2 separate regions of the Homo sapiens genome follow, and region 1 is linked to region 2. The links are chromatin loops, found by intact Hi-C in ENCODE. Cell type or tissue: body of pancreas. All regions are shown on one strand. Each heading gives the region's core, and the rest is flanking DNA. Links, peaks and the distances in the headings are about the cores only.

Region 1 (10,347 bases), core at 1,132-9,131, 69 kb before region 2:
AACGATGCCTCATCTAGATCCACCAGAGGATAAGGCTATCACCACACTATATGTTGATGGTCTGGAGGATATCATTACTGAGACCAAGCTAACAAATCATCCCTACCTATGTAGAGAGATCTGGATGATCACTGTACAGAGACAGCAGTGTGCTTTTATTTTTATTTAATTATTTTTATTTTTATTTTATTTTATTTTATTTTTTGAGACAGAGTTTCATTCTTTGTTGCCCAGGCTGGAGTACAGTGGTGTGATCTTGGCTCACTGCAACCTCTGCCTCCCAGGTTCAAGCAATTCTCCCGCCTCAGCCTCCCAAGTAGCTGGGATTACAGGCATGTGCCACCACGCCCAGCTAATTTTGTATTTTTAGTAGAGGTGGGATTTCACCATGTTGGTCAGGCTGGTCTCGAACTCCTGACCTCAGGTTATCTGCCCGCCTAAGCCTCCCAAAGTGCTGGGATTACAGGCATGAGCCACCATGCCTGGCCAGCAGTGTGCTGCTTTTCCACAGGGCAGGCTGCAGAAGTGGCTACTGAGAAGTCCTTTAATAAATTGACTGTCAATGGCTGCAGGCTCAAGGTAAAATGGGGAAGATCACAAGCAGCCAAAGGAAAAGAAAAAAAGGACAGAACCACAGACTCTGGGATCCAGCTAGAGCTCATTCCAGCTCTGCTAGGAGCTCCTTCTCCTGCAGCAGCAGAAGATGCATCTGCCAACTCCTTCCACCTACTCTCAAGCGGCTCTCCAGCTATGGTGAACATTGCCCCACCTCCACCCCCAGTATTTGGGCTACACACATTCTACCCGACTGGACCACCTGCTCATTTCAAGAAGGCTCCAGGATCAATCTACTGTCTCAGGACCACCAGAGGATGGGAGCTCATGCCAGAAAACACAGCACTCCTGGCACGTTATCACTGCTCTGGTTCTCTATGGGAAAAAAGGGGCACTTAAAAATCTCAATCAATGAATCTTGGAATGAATATACTTTTTTGTTTCTTTGTAGTTTCCTTGGCATCTGAATGTGTTCAGATATGTGCAGGTGAGAAATGACAGTCATGCTTTCCTATTGCATATTCAAAGCATCAGTGGACCTCAAATAAGCTGCCATCAAAACATCTGGTTGCTATGATATAGCCTGACTAATAAAACCTACTGCCTGTTCCCCCCACCTCTATGGTCAACAAGGGGCTGGGTGAATTGAACGATCCAACAGAGTTCCCATCCTATGTATACGTTCATTTTGTTTCTTTTTAAGGGGGGACGGGGAATTGATCTGCAGTAAAAAAGCTTTTAAACATTCATAATAATAATAAAATGCGAACCTAATTTTAAAATGGGCAAAGTATCTGAATAGACATTTCTCAAAGAGTATATACAAATGATAAAATATGTATCACTAATAGTGCTCAACATTTTCAGTCACTAGGGAAATGCAAATCCAAATTACAATGAGATACCATTTCACATCCCCTAGGAGGGCTATAATCAAAAAGACAGACAATAGCAAGTGCTGACCAGGATATGGAGAAATTGGAATTCTTGTACGATTGCTAGTGAGAATGTAAATTTGCAGCCAGTTCAGAAACAGTTTTGCAACGTCTCAAAATGTTAAACCTGAAGTTATCTCATGACCCAGCAATTCCATTTCTATGTATATATACCCAAGGGAATGGAAAACACACACCCATACAAATGCTTGGACATGAGTGTTCAGAGCAGCATTATTCTTAATGGCCAAACATGGAAGCAAGTCAATTATTCATATTGATAAGGGGATGAACAAAATGTGATATATCCAGAAAATGTAATCCTATTCATCTATGAAAAGGAATGAAGTACTGATGCGTGTGGCAACATGGATGAACCTTGAAAATACCATGCTAAGTCAAAGAGGCCAGCCACATATCGTATGATTACATTTGAGTAAATCAATTAAGACAGAAATTAGATTAGCCATTGCCTGGGTCTGGGGAGAATAGTAGGAGGGTAGGATTGGGAATGATTGTTAATGAGTATTAAGTTTCTTTTGGGGTGGGTAAAATGTTCTAAAACTGATTTTTTAACTATTGGGTTTTGACAATTCTTTTCATATTCTAGATACAATTCCTATGTCAGATAGATGGTTTGCAAATATTTTCACGCAGTTTGTAGCTTGGCTTTTTATCTGCTTATCAGGGTCTATGTGGAGCAAAAGTTTTTAATTTTGATGAGATTCACTTTATCAATTTTTCAGTTTTTGCTTTTATGGATTATGCTTTTGGTGTCAAGTTTAAGAACTCTTTGACTAGCTTAGTCCTGAAACATTTTCTTATATTTTTTTCTAAAATTACTATAATGTTATGTTTTACATTTGGTATGTTATCCATTTTGAGTTAATTTTTGTATAAGAAGTGAGGTTTAGGTCAAAATTCATTTTCTTTTTGCCTGTCTGTAATAGCCCCAGCATCATTTGTTAAAAAGACTATCCCCCATTGAATTGCTTTTGCACCTTTGTCAAAAATCTAAAATAACTTCAGCATATTGGTATAGGTCTATTTCTGAGTTTTCTTTTCTGATCTGTTGATCAATGTGTGTATGATAGGTGTTGATTTTACTGTAGCTATACATAAGCCTTTTCATCACATAGAGTTATATTTACCACTCTATTCTCTTTTTCCAAAATTATTTTAGCTATTCTAGCTCCAGTGCCTTTATATATAAGTTTTAGACTAAGATTGTTGTGTTGTACCAAAAACCACTGGTTTGAACTTTAACAGGTGTTTCATTCAACCTGTAGATCAACTTAGGGACAATTGGCATCTTTACTATATTAATTTGTTCAGTCCATTAACTTTGTATGAGTTTCTACTTATTTAGATATTTGATTTCTTTCATCAGCATTTTGTAATTTTTGGAATTCAGATTTTGTATATGTTCTGTTAGACTTATATCAAATATTTTATTTTAGAGCAATTATAAATCATACTATATTTTAAATGTCCAAATGTTCATTGTTAGTTTACAGAAATGCTATTAATTTTTTTAGGATGATCTATCCTTTGCTTTTGATGAACTCATTGGTTCTAAGAGGTATTTTGTAGATTCCTTGGGATTTCCTACATAGACAATCATGTCATCTGCAAATAACAACAGTTTTGTTTCTTCCTTCTCAATACGGATGCCTTTTTCTTTTCTTTTCTCTTTTTTTTCCTTATTGTGCTGTCTACAACTTCCAATACTTTGAATAAGAATGATGAGAGCAGACATTCTTCCATTCTACCTACCTAATTTTAGGGAAAAAACATTCAGTCTTTCACCATTAAGTATGATGTTCACTGCAGGGTTTTTGTATAGGGCTTTTTTCCACTTAAAAATGTTTCCCTCTCTTTCTAGTTTTCTGAGAGCTTTTATCATGAATGAGTGCTGGATTTTGTCAAATGCTTTTTCTGCATCAGTTGATATGATTACATGATTTATGATTTTTTCTTTAGCCTGTTGATATGGTGGATTAGATTAATTGATTTTTTAATGTTAAATCAGCTTTGCATACCTAGAATAAATCCCACTTGGTCTTTGTGTATAATTATTTTTACATACTGCTGGATTTGATTTGCTAATAATTACTTGAGAATCTAAATTCATGAGAGATACTCATCTGTAGCCATCTTTCTTTTTTTTCTTTATTAGTTTTTTAAAACTATCTTTACCTGATTGTCTAATTTTAGTATTAGCAAAATGCTAGCCTCATAAAATGAGTTGGGAAGTGTTTAGTCCTCTTCTATTTCTGGGAGAGAGTGTGTAAAATTTATGTTAATGCCTCTTTAAATGTTTAGCAGAATTATCAAGTGGTGCCACCTGGGCCTGGAAATTTCTTTTAGGAGCTTTTTAATATTAAATTTAATCTTCAATGGTTATAGGGTCATTCATGTTATCAATTTCACTTTGATTGTCTCGGTCTGGTTATTTACACAATGATCATGATATGTACATTTCAGTACAGTTTCTACTCAGTTTCCCTACAGAGGCCTTTTTACCTTTGGATCTGATGCACAATTGTTAGGGTTCCCTAGGTCCAGGAGTCCAGGTACAAAGAAAGCACTTACAGCCGTTGTTTTCTGCTTCTGTGGCCCTCTGATGAACTTTGCACTACTCACTTGTTCGAGTATGAGGTGCATAGGCATGACGGCCATAGTTTTCAAATCTCTGTACCAGTAGGCACAGTTGGCCTTTAGAGCCTTTTTTCTTTCAAATCTTCAGATGTCTCAGAAGTCTTTTTATGCAACTTTAATGTGTTATAACTTCATAGAACATAGTAGACTGGAGAACAAGTAATGGGAGATAGCTCAGGCTGCGCTTTTACATTGGTCTGTAAGGAGCTATTTTCCTTAAATTAAGGGGATCCTAAAAAAATTATAGCAGATCAGCATGAATACGTGCACCAGTGTTCTGACTGCTACAAATAGTGTGTTTTCAAAGACTGTTTGAAATGAATTTGAAGGACATTTTATATCCATGCTCAACTATAGGCATAAATCACATTTAAAAAATAAATATATTAAAATTTTTTCTCTACTATGTCGTTAATAATGCACTTTCAGCTGGTTTAGCCATCAGTGCTAACTGCATTTTTTTGCACAAAAAAATAGCAACTTTTTTCAACATGAATTATTTTTAATATAAATCTCAAAAGATTTTTAAAATATACTATTGTAGACCAAGAAAAAAGAATGCATTTCACTAACCCTCTTGTATCTAATACATAAGAATGTCCAAAATGGTGACTCTGCCATAAAAAAGACTAAAAATATGTACCTGTGGAAAATATGATTGCAGAGACTGAAAATCATAGTAACACACCAGTTTCCAACAGGTTCATGGGCATTCTCTACTCTGCATATGTATTAGGCTGACCCCACAGCACACTGTTTGGCCACCTGCAGTGTCTCCAGCTCTGGTTCTTTATCTTGCCACAGAATGTAAGGAATCAGATCTATGAAGACAGAATTTCAAAAAAAAGATATTGCATATAATATCTTTGTGAGTTGCAAATGATTAAGAAAACGTGAAGTATTCCCTCTTTAAGAGATATTTACATTTTAAGACAAAGTGTCTATTTGGTATAAACAAAACAAAATAAAAGAATATACTTTTGACATTTTGAACATCAGAGAGCAGGGTAAGTAGGTCACTGTTTAAGCAAAGGGACCCTCCAGTGGGTTTGAAATGATATGTATGACTTCCCCCACACAAGGCCAGCCCTGACTCTTCACCATTATGAGTGGACTAATCTTTTTTGCACCAGCGATCCTGGGAAATATATTACCTTACTAAAATCAAAACACCAAACTACATAGAATTTAATCCACTGTGATAGTGAAGAATCATCATTAGCATTTAGGCAAACAACTAGTTTTTGCTTACCGTTAGAATGGTTTGAAACTGCTTATGGTGAGGATAGTTCAATTTTATCTGTTTTGTCGGTATGTAACAAAGAGCTAAGAAAATTGTTTTGTTCTACTCTGCAGGCTATGTCCTTTGCCCATGGTTTGAAGTAAGACTTCCTCCTTTGGCATTGTTAGAAATTATATTCAGAATAGGGGACAAACTACTCAGGCTCTCTTTCTATGTCAGAGTTTCACCATCTGAAAAAAGCAGCATTCAAACGATTTTAATGGGCCCTCAATTTCCCAACAGTCAGCCCTCTAAAAAGTCAGGATTCATTCGTTCCTTGGGGGTTTTCATGGCTTTTGGCCATGGATCTGGCTCCTAGGAACTTTTCCAACATGATTCATGGTGTTTAGTTATGCAGCTGTCATAACTGGGTGATTCCTTTCTCCAGGCGCACGTATAACTCCCATTACTGTCACTGAGGCTAAAGCTCATATTTCAAGGGAATCTGAAACTTGTCAAGGGTGAAAGGACTTTCTGGTTTTTCCTGCTTTGATTTAGGCCTTGTCTGGTAATTTTAATACCTCTGATGGTTTTTCGTTTCTTCCAATTTGTTAATATGTTATAGAAAATTAACTGTCTGGAAAACAAAGCAAGCAGGAGTTTCTCTCTCTTTCTCTGGAAAACAAAGCAAGCAGGAGTTTTTCTTTCTTTCTCTCTGTCTCTCTCTCTCTGTGTCTCTCTCTCTCTCTCTCCCTCTCTTCCTCCCTCTTTCTCTTTCTCTTTCTTCCTGTCTGTCAGAGCATTGAATTTTTTTGAGTTAATTTCTTTCCCATTGTTCTTTAGGTCAGCATCTTCACTATTTCTTAGTTCTGTTCTTCATTCTAGACTCTCACTCCTAGAGAAAACATTTCTATGATCTTCAGTTTATTCTGTCCAATTTATTTTTAAATGACTCAATTCTGTCTGTTGATATAACACAAAATTCTTAACTTAAACCTTTAGAGAGGCAATCTATTTTATTTAGTTAGTTTATATTAGCCTCAGAACTATCAGGTAAAGGTTCAAAAAAAGTTTGTCTCAATGTCATAAAAATTTTATCTGGACTCAAAAATTAAACTGTAATTTTGACATCATTAGGTTCTCATACCTTGTGAAGTCACAACTTTAAATTTAAAACATAGTCAAAAATATAAATTCTCTACTTTTCCAAGTCTCTTAGCTTTTAACTAAAGACTTGAAAGTCACTGGAGGCTGGCTTCTTAACCCAACTTCTATGGAATCTATATGACTTCATGGATAAACTTCAGAAGATTTGGAGAATTTCATAAAATTGCTCATTTTTGTTTTTATGAATTCTTCCAGGGAGAAGATTCAAACCTTTCAAATGAATTCATAACCTTAAAAAAATCTATTAACCATCCATTAGAAATGCATTCCAACTTCCTTATGAAGATAGCCTCAATTCCAGTTTTCCTGAAAAGTAAATGACACCAAAAGAAAGTGATGAATTTTAAAAGTTCTCTCCATCCTACCTCATGCTTTTGCCTCCTGGTGAGCTACCTCTATACCCTTTAATAGAGACCCAGAAATTACCACTTCCCCCAACTATTAGTTCCTGGTTAATAGGATTCATTGGAATGTCTCCTCATGTCAGGATACCAAGGCTGTAACCCCTTGTTCCTCTCTGCCAAATGACTAGAGGTTCAGAAAATTCAGCGAGGCATGGCCCATCTCTGACCTATAACAAGGCAATCAGAGTTTACTCAATTCAGTTTACTCTGAGATGCCTTATTATAGTTTCAATATTATGCATTTAGGCAAAATAGGGTTATCTAAATACAACTTGAGCTGTGGGTGAACATAAAATTTTATATAGTGAAACTAAATATTATGAATTATAGTTTTTTTATTTTCCAAAAACTAATTACATCCATATCTCTGTCAGTTATGATCTGGTAATTTAAATTTGGGGGTCCACACTGATGGTCAGTAACAGTTCATTAGGCAGCCTGACTAGGCTAGTGCCTCAAGACACTGCTGATTTTCTAGGTTTTCAAATGTTTCATTTGCTCTGTTATTTATGTTGCAGAAAATTGGCATACTCTTTGCAATTCACTTGTTGTTTAATTAATCCCTTATGAAGTCTGTTTCTCTTGTGAATTCTCTCTCCTTCATACTTTCCATACATTTTTTTCTTGCTCTCTACAAACTGGCCATTGTTTCCTCTAATATTTGCTCTCTGCTTCTGGGCCCCAGGCCTTCAGAAGGGCTTTCAGTTGCTGGCTCTCTTTGTTTGTGTCCTTCCCAAGGAACCACTGACTTCATACTTTTGAGGTTGTTATCATTCACATTAGGTATTACTCACCGTAGTTCATGATTTTCCATTTTATTTGTAACTGCTGATTGGTTCTTCCTGGTAGGACAAACTATTTCTGTATTTCTTGCTTCTTTTAAGCACTCTGAGATCTGCAGAGCTATTATATCCTTCGAAGATATCTACCATGCCTTCCAGTTCCTGTTTGTATGTGTTTGTGTATGTTTAGTCAATTCAACAGACACTAATGTGTTAGGTATTGTGCAAGCTTCAAAAGATAGAAACTTATGTGTGTGATATAGTTTGAATCTGTGTCCCCACCCAAATCTCATGTAGAATTGTAATCCCCAGTGTTGGAGGAGGGGCCTGGTAGGAGGTGACTGAATCATGGGGGTGGATTTGTCCCTTGCTGTTCTCGTGATAGCGAGTGAGTTCTCATGAGATCTGGTTGTTTAAAAGTGTGTAGCACCTCTCCCTTTACTCTCTTCCTCCTCCTTCAGCCCTGTAAGAAGTGCCTGCTTCCCTTTCCGCCATGATTGAAAGTTTCCTGAGGCCTCCCCAGCCATGCTTCCTGTACAGCCTGCAGAACCATGAGCCAATTACACCTCCTTTCTTTATAAATTACCCAATCCCAGTCTCAGATATTTCTATATAGCAGTGCAAGAATGGACTAATACAATGTGTCATGGTTCCTGCCCTCAAAAGAGCTTACCATTTAACTGGAGAATAACTTTGCCCTTAACCTTTTACTGAACAAGGCATTTAGATTACATTTACACCTTCCAGCATTAGCTAATCACTTTATTTTTTTTTTCAGAGTTTTGACACTGCTTATGTTTAGTATGCCACCTGGAATTACCATCCATTATGCATGCTATGGAAGAACTTTCTTTTTTCTTCTATTTTGCATTTTTATAGCTACAACTCTGGACATCTGTTTTCATTCCTGTTGTCTCCTCGGGGACTTATTCTTCCTGGCTTTCTTATTTTGTCAGAATCCTGCAAGGCATTCCTCAATCCTTTTTACCTTTTCACCATTTCTTCCATCAAAGACACCAGCTTGCATTTATAGCATGTTACATTGATGAGAGCCTCAGAGAGAAAAACAAGCATAAAGCTGAGACTGCACGTTACTGCCGTCATTCTGTTCCCCTCTGCTCATACCTCCTGGGAAAAAAGGAGGGACACAGTTCTTTGTAACTCCCTCAGAAATTTTTCCTATAAATGCTTGAAGCAAACTGCCTTTTGGCAGTGCCTGTTTATCTCTGGGCACCTGGGACCACTCTCTTGAAATCAGTCTGGACACTAGCCTCTATTTCTTCCCATTGAGGCTTTATTATTCTGCTAAAATGATAGCCTGAATTGCTAATTTATATCCTAGGTGTCTGTCTTCTTCAGATACCAAATAGACAAGGAGCTTTTGCTCAAATATTCGAGAAACATTTGTTCACCTACTGAATTAGAGTTCTCTAAAGGGACAGAACTAATGGGATAGATGAATTTGTGAAGGGGAATTTATTAGGAGAATTAACTCACCCAATCACAAGGTGAAGTCCCACAATAGGGCATCTGCAAGCTGAGAAGCCAGGAAGATAGTCCATGTCCCAAAACCTCAAAAGTAGGGAAGCCGATAGTGCAGCCTTCAGTCTGTGGCCAAAGGCCCAAGAGCCCCTGGCAAATCACTGGGGTAAGTCCAAGGGTCCAACAGCTGAAGAACTTAGAGTCTGACGTTCGAGAGCAGGAAGCATTGAGAATGGGAGAAAGATGGAGGCCAGAAGATTCAGTCAGTCTAGTCCTTCCATGTTCTTCTGCCCGCTTTTATCCTAGCCATGCTGGGATAATGAGAAGCATTCATCCATGTTGTCACAAGGGTTAAATAAACTGTAAGATGGAATGTAAAGCACTTCACTTAAAATATAGTAGATGTTCTATAAAATATTTGTTGAATGAACACATGAACAAATGTCATGAACAACAGCCTGGGGAGCCTATAACATATGGCAGTGTTTTGGGTATCATAATAATATGGGTTTGAATCACAGCTCTCCCATTCACTACCTTTGTGATCACAGGTGAACAACTTTTCTGTTCTTCAAATTCCTTCTCTATGAAGTGGGACAATAAAACTTACTCCACAGATATGTCAGAAGAATAGATAGAATGAGATAATGTACATAAATCAGTTATCATAATACATAGAATACAAGGAGTATTCAACAAATAATGGTTTTGATATCATGTAGATTTTCCTAAGATTTTAAAATGTTTAAAGTAGTAAAATCTTTCAACTGGAAACCCAGGAACTCATTGTCTGTCTTCCATTGCAACAGTTCTCCAGAATATACTAGGCTAAAAGATAGTAAAGATAGTCGTGTATGTAGAATTCACAATATTTTCAAAGGAAATTGGTTATTTTTAGGATTCACTTTTCATAACACCCCAACATCTAGTACATGTCATCTTACCTTAATATTCATTTACCCCATGGAATTTGTTTGCATTATATATGATGTTCATAATCTTGGTTAGATTTTCAAAAGTAGACATAAATTTTTGAGAAGTTAGTCTCACTTTTTCCAGACATTATAAATTCCAAAATTTATTTATGGCCTTCTTCTGGGCATTTCATATTTTCTTTTCAATTTGGATTCCCTAGTTTG
Region 2 (10,347 bases), core at 866-8,865:
ACTGGGAGTCATTTGTAGTGTTTCTAATTTTTTTTTCTACTGCAAATAAGGTTGGAAAGAATACGTTTGTATAAATACTGGCAGGGTAAAGTTCTAAAAGTGGAATTGCTGAGTCAGAGAGTAAAAGGTTGTAAATTTTAATATACATTAGTAATAGGCATTCCAAATTTTGCTTCAATTTATATTCACTTCAAGAATAGACTGAGAATTTTTTCATATACTCCTGACAACACGGTGGTTTTTTTTAATCATATTTGACCGTTTGAAACATACACGCATGAAAACTATTTCATAATTATTATTATTTGTATGTCTTCATTGGTTAGGTTTAACATATAAGAGCACTTGGGCAGTTATTATTTTTCATGAAGTGCAAATTCATATCCTATGCCAATTTTTCCATTAGGTGATTTTAAAAATATATTTGCTGGTTTTTAAAATATAACAAACTTTATCTAAGGTTGTTAGGTGTTGCAATTTTTTTTCTTTATTTGCCTTTAGTCTTCTGGATTTTTATGTTGTTTGCCATGCAGAAATTTGCCATTTACAAGCTGTAGAGCCCTGAGCAAGCCAATTAAATGTAACTTGCCTCTTATTAATTTATTCCTCTGAAAATGGGGAATAACAATATGCTCTTCACATGTTTGAAGGATCTCTCAGATTACCTGTATAAATTTTCTTTGTCTAGAACATAAGCAGCCACTTTTATTGTTAAACTTTATTTTATATTACAACATCTTATTTGAAACATGTAACAACTTTCTGAAGTGGGTATGGTGGCTCTTCATATCCTCATTTTACAAATCAAAAGCTGAGGCTCAGAAACTTTTCCTGAATTTATTATAATCAGACAACTGTAAATGACACTGGTGGGCTGGGGGAGGTCCCCAAATGCTGATGGGACTTTGGCCCCAGCCAGTGTCCAGGCCCTTGGCACCATCACGAGAAGGAATTCAAGGATGAGTCAGAAAATGTGAAAGTATGGAGATTTATTGCAAGTGAAAATTACACACCCAAGAAAGAAGAGCATGGAGTTCTCAAGAGACAGTCATTCAGTGGAGTTTGGGGTTTCTATCTTTATGGGTTTCTTTAACCAAGGGGTGGGATATTCATGAAAAGTCCTGGAAAAAGTTGATTTCTCAGAACTGTGGTGCCACCCTTTTTTTACAACAAATATGAGTGTTCTCGGAACTGTCATGGTGCTGGTGGGTGTGTGATTGAGTATGTTAATGAGCATAGAATGAGGTCCTAGGTGAAACCAAGGTCAAATCCAGGGCCATGTTGGTTCCAGTTAGTCTTAGCCAGCTTGGTCCACACCCTGGTTTTTTAGGATCGTATTAGTCCCAGCTTCTGCAGCTATTTCAACAGTTTCCTTTTGCTAGTAATGTGAAAATGCTGCCTGGAATTTTCTATTCTCCTGCGACCACCTTGTATTATTCTTGTCACATAAAGATTTAGAGATTCAATTTTTGTTTCATGATATAAAAAATAAATGAACTTACCATTTTACCTCTATGCTTTTTGGTGGTTGGATGTTAAGGCCAAAAGGAGAGATCCTCTACTACTTATGAAAAGAAAAGACTCCTTCAGGGCTATTTTAATAGGTGGTTGAGACAGAAGCAAGGTGGACTTTACAGGGGTTTTTTCAAATTTGTTTCAAATTAACGTATTAACTATCACACAAAGACATTTAATCACTGTGGCTATGAATATAATGAAAGGAGGGAGGGATAGTTATGAACTCTTTTTCAGGTGCATTTTATAGCATTATCTTCCATTCAGCTCCTGGTTACTGCCTAAAGCGACAACCTGGTCTTCATACTTGCAAAAAGACAACTATTTATTGTACACAAATTTCTTCAACCAAACTTTAAGAAACAGGATGTCTGAATACAGAAAACTGATATTTTCCAAAAATATCATGTTGGAATATGCAATCATATTTCTTAGCTTTTCATCTGCTATTCCGGGAAAGTCACCTGTGACTGGAAAGAAGATTTAACAATGAAGGTTGATCATGTAGAAAAAGAAAAACATACACATAAAAATGCAAATGCCCGGCATATAAGATATTATCAGTAAGACAGATGAAAGTTTAAGCACTTCAAATATCCTAGGGACTTCAGTTGCTCTAATAAAATGGAAATGCTTCCAGACATATGCTTAGAGAGATTATTTCAAGGTTTATATAGATGCAAAACATTTTAGTTGTAGAGGCAAGAATGGAAGCCTAGGCTGGGCGTGGTGGCTCACGCCTGTAATCCCAGCACTTTGGGAGGCCAAGGTGGGCAGATCACCTGAAATCAGGAGTTCAAGACCAGCCTGGCCAACATGGTGAAACCCCATCTCTACTAAAAATACAAAAAATTAGCTGGGAGTGGTGGTGGGCACCTGTAATCCCAGCTACTCGGGAGGCTGAGGCAGGACAATCACTTGAACCCAGGAAACGTAGGTTGCAGTGAGCCAAGATCGCACCATCGCCCTCCACCCTGGGGGACAAGAGCAAAACTCTGTCTCAAAACAGAAACAAAAAAGGCAAACAAACAAAGAATGGAAGCCTAAATCAGATGAGACTAATAGCTTCTGAAACTTCAAACAGACACTAAAGATTTTTCAAAAATATAAGGTAAGCCCTGTGGCTCTGCACTGAAGAGAGACATAGCTGTTTGGGTACTTGGAAGGTGGCACAAGCCATTAAAAGGAGAAGCCACTGCCAGCAGGCACTGTTATGGTCTTCAGAATATCTTTGGAAACAAGAACATATCTCCATTATGGTCCATTGCACTAACTCTTCCAGAGAAGTGCCACCTTGGAAAACTACCCGACATGGTAGACTTTACAACAAAAGCTAGAGATTTTTAAACTTTATAACATTATTGGAAGTAAATTTTAAACAATTAAAGATGTGTGATTCTTCAGCCAAGGAATGTGTTAACATATTTTAGAAACCTATTTCTCTGGCCAAACATCAGCCTGAGTTTGCCAGAGGCAGGAATATCTGTCAGACAGGGTGAGGTTAGGTGTTTCAGCTTTGATCTGGTCTAGGGAGAATCTGAGCTGGCTCTATTCAGTCTACACAAGTACAGACCTCAGATGCTTTCCCTACTACATCATTACTCTCTGTCTAGGTGTCCAGAAACCTTCTGTCTCCAAAGGGATTGAGTGTCCTGAGGTACTAAAAGATGGGTTGTTCATATAAAATGGAAGACACAGTCTCAGTACATAGATAGGGATCACTATGATTAGATGTGATCCTGCTGTCAAAGAATGGTGGGAGAGCCTTCTTTGATGGCCATGGAAACTATGATTAACTTGCCATCTTGGTACAAGTAATCACATTCCCTCGAATGGAAATGTATGTGATGGTTTATGGGTGATTTCTTGGTTTCTGTGTAGTTTTCAGCACTGTGGAGACTGTGATTGCTCAGGTAAAGACAGTACCTAGATGTTGATGATCCTCCTGTCATTCAGATCTGCTTCTCTAGTACTAGATCACTGATCCCTGCTCACAACATCCTCTTCTGTCTTTTGTCTTCTTCCCCTAAACGCTTCATTTAGAAGACTATGGTCAAGATAGCCGGGATCTTCTGCTATTCTTCAAGAGCCATTCTTTATGTCCCAACCTAGATATTAAATCTAAATGGCAACAATTTTTTGTGTGATTTTTTATTTCTCCTATTTTTTTTCACTAAGGCAATAGCTATAGGATATGGAATTTGTGGAATGGAATTGGACCTGGAAGTTCACAGGAAACAGAAAAATATATGGACTGGAAACACAATGGCTAGTGTATTAAATTTGTATTCTCCCCCATATTCATTTTAAGAATTTGAGGCTTTTTTTGTGATTAAAACGTAAGGAAAATAGTAAACTACAGACTTGCCCAGTTTAGATTTGAGCTTTTAAAAGATTACACTTCAAAAGTAGCATGGACTAATAGTAATGCTTCAAACCCATAAACATCCTCATTTGAACATTATGTCAGAGAGGGTTGGATGGAATTTGTTCTGTCACATGGTTCTTGTTAGAATAAAGCAGAGAGAGAAGAGAGAGTTCCATAGTCTGGATGCATTGTGCTTTTGAAAAGAGAAAGGAAGGTTACCTGCAGTAGGCCTTCCCACCAGAGAGCAATCACAATGTCCAGTTGGTTCTCATGCCTTTGATCGTTCTTGACTATATCTAACTCTCCTGTTGAGTTCTTGTCTCAGGCTCACAGATTAATATTAACTCAGGCTGCAGTGAGGCAGATTTCTCTTATTGAGAGGGAGCTGTTTTGATCTGTGCACTTTATCTTTAAAAGGCTTCCTGAAAGCCTATCTTGCAGCATTTCCCAAATCATGTTCCATAGGATCCTGGTATCCAGTGAGATGTAAAAAGGTGTTGCATAGATAAAAGGGATCTGTAGTCAAACTATTCAGTGATATTCTGCAAACCTTACCTCTTATAAAGATTCAGAATTCAATTAACATATAAAAGGTTCAGAGAAAATCTACATAAAAGAAACCTGTCTAACTTTGATAAACCCCCGTATTTCCCAAATTTTGCAAACACAATGTTAGTTTTATTCATCTAGTATCAATAAATATCACATGAACCACATTTTGAAAAAGGCTGCTGTATATATATGACATAATTTATTCAGATATTTGATTCCACATACCCCTTTCAATAAAGATAGCAAGTATTCCTATGTAGGACAAAACCCATAAAATATTCAGAAGCATGAAAATATTTTTTACTTGTGGAAACTTTTCTACACACTAAGTTCAGAACTTAAGGTGGTCCTTGAACAACCTGGACTGCTAATGTTTAAAGGTTGTGACACCATTAAAATGTATTTGTATTGCAGTCACTTTCATTATAAAAGCCATCGACCCTCTTTAATATAAGGGGCTCAAGTAAGAGGTAGATTCAGTTAAGTCAGGAGCAGATGAACCACGTAGAATTGGGCTGCATGGTACCCTATGCTCAGAGCAAGATTATGAGGATTGTGAAGATTGAAGCCCAAGGGTAAGGCAAGCTGGCAGACAAACCAAGCAGGCAGTCAGGAGCCAGTGGAGCTCAGCCACAGGAAAGCAAGTTAAAGCAACAGAACAAATTCCAGGATCCTGGAAAAGTGCAAACACTAGAATAGAAGGCTAGGCAAGGTGGGGAGAGGGGCAGACACACAGAAATATGGGTGCAGGAACACAGGCAGGCTGAAGAGCAGGCATGTGCACTAACAAAAGAGACCTAGCAGCAAATGTCTGCTACAATAAAGGAATTTCAAAGGCAAGCCTTCCTCTCAGGACAGATGATGATGGCAGGCAGGGCTATTCCAAAGTCGGAGGGCTGTGGCTGTTAAGTAGCTCATCTGGATAGAGAGGGAAAAAGACCAGTGCAACAATTATATGATGAGGCAGGAATCAACTGAATGTTCACTTGTGTTTAGAGGAAGCAGGATTTGATTACTTTTATGGGTGACTCATCATTTTAATTATCATTTATAATATAATTCCAGTTTTACATTTTGTATGTACAAAATTGTAACAAGTTATAGGATAAAAATACCCACATCAATGAACAGGCTAAGTATGCCCATAATATATGTGTCCTTTATGAGAGACGACAAAGTAAATATTAACATATTAACCAATGCCAATGTCAACAAATACAAATGTCAATGCGAAGAGCCAGACTTAGAGTGGACATCATTGTGTGCAAGAATTGCATATAAAATGTTAAGAATTTTTCATATACATAATTGTAATACAATTTATTTTAATGAATTGAGTGGTGCCTTATGGTTTTTAAGTTTTTATTTTTATTTTTATGAAGTTTATTTTTAATTTAGTAAAACATTTGATTCTAACCCACAGGTCATTAATAATACAAATTGTGTGGTATTCACCATGTTACTCTTCTGAGGGATGTGCAAGCTGTACATGACAGTCATAACAATGGCTTTGCCATTAGTCTGTAAGGATGTGTTAAGCAGTATTTGGCAGGGATTGACCCTAGCATCTCTCCTAATCAGTAACTTCATTGATTTTCTGATCAAGAAGTTTATAGTATGCTAATCATAGTACTGACGAGCTTATGTTAAGTGAGTTATTAGAATTTCAGAATTAGGAAATAAAGCCCAATATAATTTTCATTAAAAGAATATACTGCATTTGCCAAACCCCAAGGAAATTCAACAGAAACAAATGCAGGCTGATTTAGGTAAAAAAAATGATCTGAGAGGCTGGGCGTGGTGCCTCACACCTGCAATCCCAGCACTTTGGGAGGCTGAGGCAGGTGGATCAGTTGAGGTTAGGAGTTTAAGACCAGCCTGGCCAACATGGTGAAACCCCGTCTCTACTAAAAATACAAAAATTAGCAAGGCGTGGTGGCATGTACCTGTAACCCCAGCTACTTGGGAGGTTGAGGCAGGAGAATTGCTTGAACCCGGGAAGCGGAAGCTGCAGTGAGCCAAGATAGTGCCACTGCACTCCAGCCTGGGTGACAGAGTGAGATTCCATCTGGGAAAAAAAAAAAAAGGTCTGAGAAAGAAATATAGGATAAGGAAGTAGTAACTAATCATATGTGTAGAAAAATGATCCATGTCAACATGATACTAGATGTATTAATATGATTAACTTATAAAAACAATCTCTGAGTCTCTAATAAGAGAATTCTGAGCATTTTTTTTGGTGAGCAGAATTTGAATAGAGTGTGGTCAAATGTATGGATCCAGATAAAAATGACAACGTCACAAGGGTGGAACCTAAGGCTACTCTGAGATCACCGCATGTCGTGACCAGCACATAGTCCATCCTTAAATTATGCCGGTTGACATTGTATCTGTCAGGGTTTGGTCAGGAAGACAGAGGCCATTTCATGCATCCCAAGCATAAGGGATCTTAGTAGAGGAAACAAGGACTTTAAAACTATTGGAAGAGCTAGGGAAGGCAAGGTCAGGGAAGCCACCCTGGGGAGCTCAGGCTGAGGTGCTGGAGAGGATGGTTCTCAGGACTGGCTGGGAAGACTCAGTGAACCTCTCTTCTGCCCACATTTTGCCTGCAGCTGCCTTCAGAGATTAATGGTCCTTTTTTCTCTGACCTTCCAAATTTTACCAGAGTACTTCTAATTATCCTACTCTGACCCAGAGCCATGAGAGGAAAAGGATTTGGGGGAAGACAATTCCCACTCTAGAAAAGATGGTAGTGATGCCGATTTGACCACAATCCAGCACAACTTTATAAATAAAGATCCTATGAAGAAAGAATAAAGTAGTTGGGAGATTTTCCCAAAATGTTTGGCCTCTTGTGAAAACCAGGTTAACATTCTTAGCTGATTTTGTTTGTAGATTATTCTGTCAACTATTGCCACAATAATGACAAGCAACTCCAACATTTCAATGACTATAAGAGCAGGTATTAACATCTCACCGGTGTGTCTATGGATCAAGTAGGGCCACTCTGCTGATCTCAGTTGGGTGTGGCTCCAGGCCAGGGTTTAGATTCAAATCTGCTTCACACTCTTGTTGTTAAGAGCTACTGGTGGTAGGCAAATTAATGGTCCCCCAACGATGTCCATGTCCTACTTCCTAGAACCTGTGCATATGTTAGGTTACGTGGCACAGGGGAATTAGGTTGCAGAAGGAATTAGGTTGCTAATGAGGTAAACTTGAGATGAAATTATCTTTAATTATCCTGGATTATTTGGGTAGGCCAATGGTAATCATGGGGCTCTTAAAAATGAAAGTTGGAGGCAGGAGACACAGAGAGAGAACTGGAGGGAGAAGCAGAGAACAGGCAGCGTGGGAAGAACACAGCCTGATGTTGCTGGCTTTAAGACAGAAAAAGAGGTCACAAACCCGAATGTGGCAGTCTCTAGAACCCAGAAAGGGCAAAGAAACGACTTCTCCTGGAGCCTCAAGAAGGAACACAGCCTTCCTGACACGTTGATTTTAGCCCAGTATTACCCGTTTTGGAATTCCAACCTCCAGAATAGTAAAGAATAAATTGTTCTGGTAATTATGGTGTCATAGAATCCTCTTATGCCACCAGAGTTTCATTATGTTCCTGCTGATGGCAGAAGTGCAAAAGAGTGAGGAGAAGCCCCCAGTGCTCTTAAAGCCTCAGCCTAGGACTGTCACCTCTGCTTAGCTTACTATCAGTGGGGTGAGGAAATATACATCACCTTTTGTGGAAGGAACGTCAAGGTCATACAGCTAAAGATGTGGAGACAGGGAAAGGTAAAGTCTTGGACACAGTAAAGCAACTTACTGCAGGGGACATCTTACTGCAGTAACATCTTACTGCAGTCATACATTAATAACACTTATGAATGAGATTAACTACTAAATGTTCTGCATCTTAAATTAGAATTCAGGCATTCCGTCCTCTAAAATGAGTACCATGCTGCACTCATTATATTGGAAAATTGTGAAAGTTGAACAATTTTACCTGCTACACGGGAAGGGTGAAAATGATTTGTTTGTGGGGCATTTGCACTGATACAGCCATTCCAAAGAGCAATCTAGTGGCACTTATTGAAATTAAGAATGTATTATATATACTCTGTCTCCCAGCAAGGCCTGTCTGTCCATCCCTCAGAAAAATTCAAAAAGTTGTCAGGCGAGGGGAGATTTATTGAAGTGTGGTTAAATGTTGCAAAGAGTACCCCACTGGTAGGAGAACGAAATATAAGATGTGATAGAGGCATATTATGGCTTATGACATATACTATATAGCAGTGAAGAGCAATGAGTGAGATTCACATACAGAAACATGTATAGATTACAGAAACATATGTTGAGTGGGAAAACAGAGAGAGAGGGAAATCCCACAGCATAATACCATCTATGCATAATTAGGTGCCCACATAGCACTGTGTAGTTTTCAAGCATCTGTAATTATCTAAATAAACATGTAGCCGGTGGATTGGAAGAATATATACTAAATACACAAATAGGTGCCTATGCGGGGGATTGGAAATGGGATTGAAAAAGACAAAGAGAAAACTCAAAAGATTCTTAAAAGAGAGACCCTGACAAATGGATGATGACAGTAGTAACTCATAAACTAAGTACTGGCTAAAGCAAATTCTGCACACCTGATCCTTAAGAAGCATGGGAGAGAGAGAGAAAGAAAGGGAAAGAGAGAACCTAAGGGAAGACTCCAGGAAAGAAGTAGAGGAGGTATTTGGCAGTCAGGTAACAGCTTCATAAAGCAGCTAAGTTTCGATATCACAGTTCTTATTTTCTATTAAGTTTTTTATTTGGGAGGAGATATCAATGCTTTCTAGCCTTCCTTAATAGCACTGTTTGTGTGTGTGAGTGTGTCTGTGTGTGTGTGTGTGTGTGTGTGTGTGTGTGTGTGTAGCAGCACTCATATTTATATAAAGCGTCTGTGAAATTTCTCTATAGCTATTTCGTTTCTCTCAACTATTCTTAGTAAGTAGTTTCTGAGAGCTATTTGACCTCAAGGGTTAATTTTTAAACCTACATTTCAAGTTTTTCCTTTTCAAAATGCATCTTTCTTGTGAATAAATATGGCAGAATGAGGCAGCTGAAGTGATCAGTTACCTTGGGTGTGTCCTCAATCATGGAAACTTTTCTCTGCAGGACGGAAATTGCTTTCATCTTTCAAAGTAAAGCCATGGAGAGAAGGCTGGATCAACCAGGGTGTTGAGATATTAGAGAAAATCTCAGTCTTTCAATGAGAGGGACAATTGAAGAAGTTTCCCAGGCTGCATCAACTGCAACGCCATTGTGTCACCTGCAGAAGTTAGCTGCACCTCATGCTGCTGCTGTCCATGCTGACTGCAGTCCCCTGGGCATGTTTACGTTTTGTCTAAGTTCTTAGCACTGATTTTTTCTGGCATTCAGGTTTCACATCTGTAACCGCTCTTGCCAGAGGTAGAAGCTTTGTTGAGATTGAGGACTATGCTGGACACACAGTAATTCCATTATCACCAGATTAATTCGTAATGAATGAACACATGACGCTCTGCTCTCTCTCTGTCTCTCTCTCTCTTTCTCTGTACATACACACACATATATACATCATACATATATTTCCCCTAGAGATCTATTCTGTCACTTCTCTTACTACCATTCACTCCCTTCCCATTTCTGCTGGAATCCTGGATCACCAGCCTGCCTCTCTCATTCTTGCCAAAGCTCCACCGCCTGTGGGTCTCCACCAGCCTTTCTCTTCAGGTTGCTCAAGACCAAAATTCAGGAGCTGTAGCATTCAGGTAAATTATGTAGGGAAGGGTAGGATATGATGGGAAACAAAAGCAGAGATCCTTTTCTCTTGGAATATCCTGGCCTGGATTACCATTACCAATATTTTTGGCATTTAGGCACTCTCTGGA

The links. Hi-C counts contacts between places; a loop is a spot of excess contacts. Peaks named below come from ENCODE experiments on the same cell type or tissue, not always from the same donor. Only the 100,000 strongest peaks of a DNase experiment are listed, where the experiment ranks them.
Region 1: a loop joins it to region 2, with 5 times the contacts of the local background. A loop is called at or near these places in 4 of 110 quality-filtered maps.

The regions. Positions count from the first base shown.
Region 1 is chr18:27,409,442-27,419,788 of GRCh38, reverse strand. It overlaps the pseudogene RBM22P1. Among named protein-coding and RNA genes, the nearest start is that of LINC01908, 190 kb to the right of the region's middle. In body of pancreas, for the core only: no CTCF peak of the experiment used is centred there; no DNase peak of the experiment used is centred there; H3K27ac peaks cover 1,096 bases.
Region 2 is chr18:27,340,377-27,350,723 of GRCh38, reverse strand. It overlaps LOC105372038 (a long non-coding RNA gene), which reads left to right and starts at 8,068. Exons shown (of 3, transcript NR_134589.1): 1 at 8,068-8,221. It overlaps LOC105372040 (a long non-coding RNA gene), which reads right to left and starts at 7,955. Exons shown (of 3, transcript XR_007066325.1): 1 at 7,841-7,955; 2 at 6,382-6,503; 3 at 4,613-5,353. In body of pancreas, for the core only: no CTCF peak of the experiment used is centred there; no DNase peak of the experiment used is centred there.